Regions from separate parts of the Mus musculus genome. Here region 2 is linked to region 1. Evidence: chromatin loops called from intact Hi-C (ENCODE). Cell type or tissue: gastrocnemius. All regions are shown on one strand. Each heading gives the region's core, and the rest is flanking DNA. Links, peaks and the distances in the headings are about the cores only.

What was found. Peaks named below come from ENCODE experiments on the same cell type or tissue, not always from the same donor. Only the 100,000 strongest peaks of a DNase experiment are listed, where the experiment ranks them.
Region 2: a loop joins it to region 1, with 3 times the contacts of the local background. A loop is called at or near these places in 1 of 42 quality-filtered maps.

What each region holds. Positions count from the first base shown.
Region 1 is chr2:92,433,952-92,442,445 of GRCm38, reverse strand. It overlaps Cry2 (cryptochrome 2 (photolyase-like)), which reads left to right and starts at 8,377. Exons shown (of 12, transcript NM_009963.4): 1 at 8,377-8,494. The coding sequence starts at 8,423. In gastrocnemius, for the core only: a CTCF peak has its summit at 4,260 (motif pointing right); a DNase peak (open chromatin) is centred at 4,275; H3K4me3 peaks cover 287 bases; H3K27ac peaks cover 449 bases.
Region 2 is chr2:92,351,215-92,353,714 of GRCm38, reverse strand. Phf21a (PHD finger protein 21A) reads right to left here. Exons shown (of 19, transcript NM_001362829.1): 15 at 1,851-2,014. Among named protein-coding and RNA genes, the nearest start is that of Large2, 19 kb to the left of the region's middle. In gastrocnemius, for the core only: no CTCF peak of the experiment used is centred there; no DNase peak of the experiment used is centred there; H3K27ac peaks cover 296 bases.

The DNA of each region.
Region 1 (8,494 bases), core at 3,261-5,760:
CTGTATGGAGGGTGAGTATGCCTCAAACCATTGCACAAAGCACAGTATGGAAAACACTGAGACCACCATGGTCCCTCATCATCATCCCGTGTCATGTCCTATACTTTTGTGACTGTGGCACGGTGGTTTGCTTACACCAGAAGTGCCACAGAAGCCTGTGTTTCCATGTGACACAGGCCATAGCACCACTGGCTGGCAGGAGCTATTCAACTCCATTAATGGGGCCCCGATCTTTTCTAGAACTCCATTATTATCCTTCTGGGATGATTGCTGTACTCTGTGAGGTCTGCTGCTGCCCCATCCCTCTTTCTGTGATGTGTGGCTACATCTATCTATCTACAGATGAAAACACACGGCTGAGTGTTGGGGTAACCCACCCCACACATGTCGTAAGGTATGTCCCTGGGTTCTCACATGTTAATTGCTGGGCTGGTGGCACCAGGCTGGCAGGATGGGTAAATGTTTGTTGGGGCCTTGCCTGCCCAAAAACAAAGGCAAGCTGCCCTGGGGAAGGAATCAGTGGTTAAGAGCACTGACTGCTCTTCCAGAGGAATACAGTTCAAATCCCAGGACTTGGCCAGCATCCCAATTTTCTTATGGTCCCCAAAGATGTCATCACCCTCCAGACAACAGGAGGCAATCTAAAGAACACAACACCCTCATTCCAAGGGGTGTGGTGGGCGGCTGTTTGCTGGGTTATGGATAGTTGTCATTGAAGGAGATTGGTTGTGGTTTGTTGATGGTCATGGTCAGAGAGGAAACAAAGGAAAGGAGGTTGGATTCATGGATCTCTTTCTCTCTCCCCTCTATCCTTCTTTCTCTCCTAACTAGTGTCAGTGGATAAAACAGGTGGGAGTGAGGGGAAAGGGAAAAGAAGGGTGGATTGTTGTATTTCCTTTAGACTAAGAAAGCAACGAGTTTCAAATATTTTAGACTAGGCTGTAAACTGCCCTTTACCTCGACTGCTGACAGCACTGTGGACAGGCAGGACATAGGGAAGTCGACAAAATGGGACGGTCCCCTTAAGGTCCTGCTCCACAGGAAAGTCTGTCAGGTCTTCTGGGCCTGGCAGCCAAAGATGGATGCCCTGCAGACACATAGGAACCTTGGGAGACTGGCTGGGTAGCCAGTAAGTCCCTGTCATTTTTATTAGATCTGGAAGCTGCTCTCTCTGTATGTGTATTTACACAGGTGTGATTTGACCTTCTCAGGTTTCTGATGGCTTTGAAGCTTAGACTAGTGATAGACTTCAAAAGTTCAGAGCTTTAACATTGATCAATGGAGTTCTGATAATATTATTGTAGTCACAAGTTCACGATCTTAAATTTCCTTTGGTTGTCTTCTAAATATAGACTTAAAAAGACTTTTCATTGTGCTCACATGATGCAAAACCTCTACAGAACTTTGGACTCACCAAGATAGGGCAAATGGACTGGACATTGTCTTACACTGATAGTTCTCATATTTGTTCTTATTGTATATAGTTCACTGATGTTAGAGATAAAGCCATTTCTTGGACTAAAAGGGGAGGTGTTGAGATAAGCCACCCCACACATGTCGTAAGGTATGTCCCTGTGTTCTCACATGTTAATTGCTGGGCCAGCGGTGCCAAGCTGGCAGGATGGGTAAATGTTGGTTGGGCCCTCACCTGTCCAAAAAGAAAGGCAAACTGCCCTGGGGGAGGAGTCTCTCCCGCTATGTTAAAAGCTCTCTTGTGTGAGAAAGAAGTGTGGTATTTGAGCAATAAAGTGCTGGCGGCTGAGGCTGGAAGGAGGGAAGGAGGGGCAGAGCTGGACAGAGGCAGGATGGGACAGAGCAGGAAAGACAACAGTGAGAGCCAAGCAACAGGTTTCAGTGGCAGAGAAGCAGGGCTAAGTTAGAGGTTCGCTGAGAGACTGCCGCAGAGAAAAGGCCAGCAGCCTTATACAATAAAGACATCTCCATGTCTTTATTATTGAAACCTAAGCCGGACCCCAAAGCCCTGCAATAGCTGAAACTTGTAAACACGCAAAGGGGGAAAACTCAGACACAGAAGGACAGATGTTGCGCGCCTCCACATATGTGAGGGGGACTAGTTTTCATGAGCTGGCAACAGAACAGAGGTAACTAAGGTGTTGAGCAGGAAGGAATGGTGGTACACTGTTTGATAGGTACAGGGTTTCTATGGGGACGATGTAATGTGACTAAAATGTTAATTTGTGTTGTACATATTTTATAATAGCAGAATAACACACACACACACACACACACACACACACACACAGGGAAGGGCCTGGGACATAGCTTCATTGGTAGAGTACTTGCCTGTCATGCACAAAGCCCTGGGTTTTACTCCCACCATTACATAAAAACCAGATGCATGCTGCACACCTGCAATTCCAGCATTTGGGAAGTGGAGGCAGGAGGATCAGAAGCTGGAGAAATTGCCTTGGTCTTGCAGAGGACCTAGGCTCAGTTCCCAACACCCACATGGTAGCCCACAACTGCCTGTAAGTCCAGTTCCAAGGGATCTGACACCTTCTTCAGGCTTCTGTGGGCTCCTGCATGCATGTGGTATGTACAGACTTACACAGGTGCACACACATACACATAAAAATAATACGTGTTTTTTTAAAAAACAAGATTAGGGTGGGCGGTGGTGGCTCACACCTTTAATCCCAGCACTTGGGAGGCAGAGGTAAGCGGATTTCTGAGTTCAAGGCCAGCCTGGTCTACAAAGTGAGTTCCAGGACAGTCAGGGCTACACAGAGATTTTCCTGTCTTGGAAAATCAACAAAATAAAACAAAACAACAAAAAAACCAAGATTAGTCTAGGCTATATGTAACTGTCTCAAAACCTCACAAAGAAAAAAAGAAAGAAAATGAATTACAGTGGCAGACACACAAGGTGACCAGCATACAGAAAGCAAGGTCAGAAGGTCCAGTGCCTCAGAGAAGCAGACTAGCAGAGGAGGGGGAAAGCACCATTGGCGGCCTGAGGACAGGTTCACGCTCTGTGCTTGCCTGTGTGGAGAGGGCTTGTTGACGCTTCTGGATGGGGAGCTCATCAACGTTAGCTGTGGGCCTCTTTCCATGTGGAAGAATTCTTTCAGTATTCTGGATCTGACCTCTTTCTTTCTTTTTGAGTTCTTGTTTTCTGCACAGATTCTTGCAGTGTAGCCTCCCAGCTTTAAACCTGCGCTCCTCTGTGTTCTTAGGGTCACCATATCTCCCTCTGCTCTGTTGCTTGTTCTCCAACTTTCTTATCATTTTCAATAAGCAGAAGCTCTTGAACTTATTGTCATTTAAAACTCCAGCTTATTAATTTTTCCCTGAATGGATGCTTTTCATGTCTTGTTCAAGAAATTATTATCTGTATCCCCCAAAAAGTGAAGAAATTCTTCTCTACTGTTTTAGTTTAGTTTGGAGTTAGCTTGTGTAAGTGTTGGGAGATACAGCCAAGTGTCTCCTTTTGGTTTTTACACTAGGGTACTGGGTTGACCCATTAGCATTATAACAAAAGCCATTTTCCCACATTGCACAAAGATATCATGTCATAAATGTAATGTTCACATTTTTATTTTTTATTTTATGTGACTGAGTGGTGTGTGTGTGTGTGTGTGTGTGCCTGGTGCCTGCAAAGGCCAGAATAGATTCCCTGGAACTAGAGCTGCAAAGGCTGTGAGCCACCATGTGGGTGGGACTAAACCCAAGCTCCCTGCAAGAGCAGCCTGAGCCGCCTCTCAGCAGTCATCCACTCATTCTTATCTGCTTCTGGATTCTCAATTAGGAGCCTTTTGTCTAGTTACCTTCCTCTCATCCTACACAGCACCTGTCGTTTTCCTCGTCTCTGTTTTTCTTTCTTCTCTTTTTTGTTTTTTTTTTGTTTTGTTTTGTTTTTTGTTGTTTTTTGTTTTGTTTTGTTTTGTTTTTTTGATACAGGGTTTCTTTATGTCGCCCTGGCTGTCCTGGAAGTCACTCTAGACTAGGCTGGCCTTGAACTCAGAGATCCGCTTGCCTCTGCATCCAGGCAGCTGGCTTGAAGGTGTTTGACACTACATCTGATTAGGCTATTTTTCGAATGAAGGTAGCGTAGAGAATTGAAGAAGCTTGTCCGAGTAAATACGTCATTTATTAGTTAATTGTGGAGCTGCAAACTGAACTAAGAGAAAGTTTAGCGACTCCTCAAACTGAATAGTTGAAAGGACCAATATATATTTTTGGGTGTATTCTTGGAAGCTGCACCAAGACTGGAATCCAGATGGATTCGTGCTTTCCAAGTCCCACCACTAGAGGGCGTGAGAACCTTAAAATCTCTATGCTTGTCCCGCCCTCTGCGTTGTCACCTTTCCACCAATCATCAGATATTTACAGGAAGGGCAGGTCCAAATCAGAACGTTTTCACATATGGTCTCTACAGAGGACTTTGACCCAAGGAAACAAACAAAACAGGGCTGATTTATCTTAAAGGTGGTCAGGGAAGACAGCATTCACTTTCTGGATGACCCATTACATCCTTGAAGTACCAGGTTGCCCCTTGGGTCCTCCCCTCCTTCCTTCTGCCTTTAGTGGAAGATGAACCAGCCATTTGTGACTCTTTTAAAGAGGGAGGTGGGGAGCTCCGAGGTGACCAAAATAGAATTCAAATTTCTGCTTCTTTAGTCATGTGCAGGTTTGTGTGCCCTCACTCTGGTATCTCCACCGTACTCATTTTAAGACACAAAATTACAAAGTGGACTTTGTCCTCTGATGTCCTTTCAGGAGTCAAAACTGGTGTTCTGACCCTTGAATGTCGCCCAGGTACTTTACCCAAGCACTGGACATCCATTCTGTGGAATGAATCATCCTTATCAACTTAAGTACGCAAGCCACACAAAACAAAGACGATGACACAGCAAGATGGAACCAGTTCACAAGCAGTAGAGGCCACACTGTCCCTCCCTCTGGTTCAGATGTTTATAGATAGTGTCCATGAAAAATGGCTGAGTTGTTAGGCTTATCTTTGTTTTTCATTATTGCTGTAATATTGAGGGTTTTTTTATGATTAAAAGTCTCATTTACTGGGTCAATTATGGAATACAGGTCATATGTAAAAAAAGGCTTGGGAATTGCAAAGAAGGAAAAATTGGATGCAGATCCTGCTTTCCAGAATAGCAACTGCTCACTGTGCCCAAGGAACTATGTATCACCTTGCTGTATCTACTAAGAAAGGGGGGGGGGGGCTGCCGGGCGTGGTGGCTCCCAGCACTTGGGAGAAAGAGGCAGGTGGATTTCTTTTTTTTTTTAAATAAATACATGTACATTTTAAAAAAAAGATTTATTTATTATTATATGTACGTACACTGTAGCTGTCTTCAGACACACCAGAAGAGGGAGTCAGATCTTGTTACAGATGGTTGTGAGCCACCATGTGGTTGCTGGGATTTGAACTCTGGACCTTCGGAAGAGCAGTCGGGTGCTCTTACCCACTGAGCCATCTCACCAGCCCGTCAGGTGGATTTCTGAGTTTGAGGCCAGCCTGGTCTACAAAGTGAGTTCCAGGACAGTCCAGGGCTATACAGAGAAACCCTGTCTCGAAAACAAAACAAAACAAAAAATCCACAAAAAAAAAAAGTGAGGGGGCCTGGAGAGATGGCTCTGTGGTTAAAAGAACTACTTGTGGTGATTTGAGTAAGAATGGCCCCCATAAGCTCAAATACTTGAATGCTTGATCCACAGTTGGTGGAACTGTCTGGGAAGGATTAGGAGGTGTGGCCCTGTTGGAAGAGGTGTTTCACTGGGGTTGGGCTTTAATATTTCAGAAGCTAAAGCCATTGTTAGTTAGCCTTCTCTGCCTCCTACTTGTGGATCAGATGTAAGCTCTCACAACTACTCCAGAGCTGTGCCTGCCTGCCTGTCTGCTTCCATTTTCTTCATCGTGATGGTCAGAGACTCTAACTCTCTGGAACCATGAACCCCCGAATTAAATACTTTATAAGTTTCTCTGGTCAGGGTGGTTTACCATGGCGATAGAAGAGTAATTAAGACTCTGATCTTCCAGAGGAAGATCCCAGCATCCACATCAGGTGGCTCAGAACCTCGTGTAGACTCCAGCTCCAGGGGACCCAATGCTCTCTTCTGGCCACACTGATGTCCACATGCAGATGGCATCCATGAACAGACATACACATAAAAAATAATAAAAATAAGCAATAACAACAAGTCAACCAGCTTGTCTAGGGTCATACTGAGCAAGCAGAATTTGAGTTCAGCCTCTTCATAAACAAGAGAGAGCAGCCCCAGGCTGCAGAGAGCTCACAGTTTATAGACACAGCATTATGGGAGTTTAGAGGAGAAGAGAAGAATTTATTCCCTGAATGGCCATTTGTGAATGGACCACCCCTTACTCTCCCTGTTCTCTTCCTTGTAGGGGGACCCAGGGAGATAGAAAAAAAAGAGAAAAGCATACAATACCTCAAAAGAAAAAAAAAGGGGGGGGGTAAGCCGGGCTTGGTGGCGCACGCCTTTAATCCCAACACAGGAGGCAGAGGCAGGAGGATTTCTGAGTTCAAGGCCAGCCTGGTCTACAAAGTGAGCTCCAGGACAGCCAAGGCTCTACAGAGAAACCCTGTCTCGAAAAACCAAAAAAAGAAAAGAAAAGAAAAGAAAAGAAAAGAAAAGAAAAGAAAAGAAAAGAAAGGGGACGCGCGAGAGATGGTTCAGAGGTTAACAGTGTGTACGTTCCTTGCAGAGAACCTGACTTGGGGGTACTTCTCAGCACCCACAACAGGAGGCTGGTAACAGCCTTGTAACTCCAACCCCCAGAAACACTCTATTCAGGAGTCCACTAGACACTTGCCGTCACTCCTACACAGACACACAGCTAAACATGAGATTAAAAATAATGAAAAAAACCCAAGTGTTTAAAGAAAAGCATAGGGAATATCAGTTCACTCATCAAGTACTTGCAGAAGAGATTCAAAGGAGAGAGTCGGGCAGAGACTTGGATGACTTTAAGGCTCTGGCCAATGCAAGCCTCTTATGTTTGATTCATATGATCCTTCGGTACCAAGTACTGAGCTAGATTATAGTCTGATGGAGCTGACATACAATAGCTAAACAATCCCAGTACTATGTACTAAAACCGGAGGGTGGGGGGAAGACACCAAATGAGGTGAGCCCCTGTGCAGGTTGGGCCCAGGAAACTGGAAAATAACAGCTGTCACAGGGAAAACAGGAGGCACGAGGGTGTGGGCTGGGGCATGTGATGTGAGAGAACAGCATGTCCAAAGCGCTGGAAATGAGAGGCTCGTAATGACGCTGTAGTCAGAGAGTGGTGCCAATTAATGCCATTAAATTGCTGACTAAATTCTAGATTCTTTCATTGCTCATTCCCAAGATGGGGAAGGTGACTACCCATAGGATCAACACAAGGACAAATCGGAACAGTTCTCTGCTGGATAGCTCCAGCCCTCCATCCCAACTAGCCCATCTTAGCCCAAGTGCAACGGTTGCTGCACTTGTTCAATCAGCAAACTCTGCCAGAATCTCCAAAGAATCAAAGGATTCCCAAAGGAGACAGGAGAATATTGCCCTGCACATCTCTGATTCCCACATAGAATCCAGTTCAGAGTTTTGTGCAAAATAACTGCACTGTGTCTGCTAAACAGAACGTAAAAGAAATGAATTCATTTGAGGGCATAATTACTGCCTCAACCCACGTCCTCTGAAACCTTTGTCCTTTCTCCCAAACCCACTCCTGCCGCATAAAAGGGCGTCTCCTTTATCCTTATGCCTTTCTGTATGCAAATACCAAGATTCTCTGCGAGGAAGTGGATTTTGAAATCGGAAGATTCTGAGTGGAATCTTACTGGATTCATGGTATTGCGCAAGTCATTCAAACTGGGGCGCCCTAAGCTTACTTCATCTGCAGAGTAAGACTAACAAGCATCTGTTTTATTCGTGTTTATGAAATGAACGTTACCAGGATGAGATGAAAATAGAAAATAGGACAGTTTGTGTAAGGCAATCACCGCTCAGCCTCACATATGAACAGGACAATGAACTGTTAGAAAGGGCCCGGTAACAGGTCTGTCAGCCACCGGCCGGAGTCACCGCAACCCCTGTCTTTCCCGGGGACGCGAAATGCGTAGGAGATCCGAGGTCCCTCCAGACTCAGCCCACGCGGGGCGGACGCAGCGCGGTCCTGCGTCACCGGCGGGTGGCTACCAAGCGGGACCACACATGGTGGGAACGTGAGGGGGCGGAGCCTGCGCCGACGCTGCTGACCAATGGAACAGAGGGAGGGTCCCACCGGGTCTCACCCAATCACAGAGGCGATCCAGACTCCTTGGGGCGGAGTCATGCCAGGGAGAGGCTGCATCATAGGTCGCTGGGCGGGCGCTGGGCGGGACCAACGGGGCGGTCGGGCGGAGCGGCAGACCGAGACCCAGTCCAGGCGGCGATGGCGGCGGCTGCTGTGGTGGCAGCGACGGTCCCCGCGCAATCGATGGGCGCGGACGGCGCGTCCTCGGTG
Region 2 (2,500 bases), core at 1-2,500, 85 kb after region 1:
CAAGAGGCTGACAGCACATACCTCCTGCTGTGAGACACTGAGGAGCCTGTCACCCCTGACTCCAGGCTCATTCAAAACCCTATGCTTCAGTCTACCCTGAAGGGGACTGGCACAGTGCAGTGGGGCAAACTCAGCAGAATAACCGAGGCAGTGAAGAGGACGCCACCACTGGACAGACACACAGACACAAAGGGCCTGGTGACATCACTCGCACACACTTGTCACTAATCCTGACAGCCGAGTTCAGTTCCTGAGACCCACACAGTGGGAGGAGAGAACTGACTCCCAAAAGCTGCCCTTTGATCTCTACACATGTGCCATGGCAAGGACGTACACACAGACATACACGCTCTAAATGAACAAACTGTAATTTAAGAAAGGAATGCCTAAGAAACCATTTCAGAATAAAGGAGAGTAAGGTGACACAACCAGGATAATAAATGCCAAGAGTGACCTCAGACAAATGCAATTACTGGGTTAAGTGGGAACATTGGAATATGAACTTAGTATTACACGCTGACATGTAAGCAATGTTAAATTCCCACAATATTATAACCACATGGTAGCTATACAACAGAATACTGTTATTCTTAGAGGTAAAGATTCCTTTTTTGTTTTTGTTTTTGGATTTTCATTTTTTATTTTTTGAGACAGGGTTTCTCTGTGTAGCCCTATTCTAGAACTCACTCTGTAGACCAGGCTGGACTAGAGATCTGCCTGTCACTGCCTCCTGAATTCTGGGACTAAAGGTGTGTGCCTCCACACCTCACTGAGGTGAAGATTCTTAATTTTCACAGGAAAAAAAAAGTGTATGCATGTGTTTGCATGTGCAGGTGGGTGCAAGTACACAAAGAAAAAAAATGCAGCAACAAGTGGTCAGAGCAAATGGTGATAGTGTGCTGCACTGCACTGCAGCCTGTCTACAGGTGATACTGTGTGCTGCACTGCACTGCAGCCTGTCTACAGGTGATACTGTGTGCTGCACTGCACTGCAGCCTGTCTACCGGTGATACTGTGTGCTGTATCGCACTGCAGCATGTCTACAGGTGCCAGAGTCATCACAGTGAAAAAATCATGTATAATTGGAATATTATTTCATCCCTTTACTAAAGTCCTCTGGTGATCTCCCATGGTACTTAGAATAAACGCCTTGTCTGAGCAGGCCTATCCCCTCTCTGGTCACACTTTCCCACACACAGCTGAGAGGTCCCCTCTCCCTTCATGGTGGATGTGTTCGCCTTCTGGGCACTGCTCCTTATGCCTTCTGTTCCATTTCTCCTCCCTGTGCTCATCTGTGCCTGACAGGTTACATATCTGTTCCATTGTTGTCTCTCTCTTCCTACAGAACACAAGTCCTGGGTGCTGGTAGTGCTTAGCTGTTCCTTGTGTCCCAGCCTCATGAGCTTGCTCAGCAGAGCATGTAGAGCCCTGGAATCTGTTTCTGAGCAGTTCCACCATGACAGGTCCTCGTGCCCTTCTGGAGGTGCGCCTACTGTGCAGGAGGAAGCTGGAAGCATCTGCCCTGTTCACATTCTCCCTCCAGCACACCAATGACAGAAACCACCCAACTACAGCCCCTGTCCCCACGCTCCTCTGAGAGCTCATTCACAGTTGATCAAACCCAGACTCTGAACCCTGGGCTCCCCTGATTTATGTGAACATGACTCTTAAGGACATAGAACAGCTGTGACCCCATAAGAAAGCTGCCTGGCAAGGTATGCAGGCATTCTGCAGTGTCTCCTGCTATTCCAGGGCTAGCAAGGAAGGGTCAGATTGGTGAGGACACAGCACAGGACAATGGCTTTCCCATGTGAGCTCTCAGAGAGAGTACATGTCCCCAAGTTACTTACGTCTGTGGAGGTGGGGCTGGGCAAAGACACAGGCTGAACAGGTGCAGGGAAAGTGAATGTGGTCTCTGTCTTTTCATTTTCAGGGGAGTCGGGATGACTGGATGGGGGGGATGTTGGGGTAAGGGCTCCAAACCCCAGCACCGCATTGTATTTTGGAGGACGACCTATATACCAAGAGAAGGGAACAAAAGGGGAGGAGGGGGGGAAAGACAGGGGAAAATGATCTTACATACCTTTGGCCAGTGTTCCTCATTGGCTAGCATGGAAAGGGAAGTGAGGTAGCAGACAGAAGGTTAATACACAGGCCAGAGGAAAGAAAAGAAGCAAAGATGTCAATGTCATTAGAAACGACTACATGAATCCTAAAAGAAAGGAGGAGAAGGGAGTCTTGGAGCATAGCTAAAGGTGCTGGCGTCTGTAAAGAGACCCATCTTGGGTAGATCATGGTCATGCCCGGATTATCACACCTGAGGTTTCTAACAGGAGGTGGCTGAAGCTGGAACAGTGTTTATCATCTATGTGTATTCTGCATTAGTCACCGAGGGGTTTCTGCAGCCATCAGTGCTGATGGCTCTCTGCTCCCTGAATGGACTTACTCAGCATTTCTGCTTTTCTGTGTCTCTTTGCTAACAGTTCAGACCTTCCTGCTG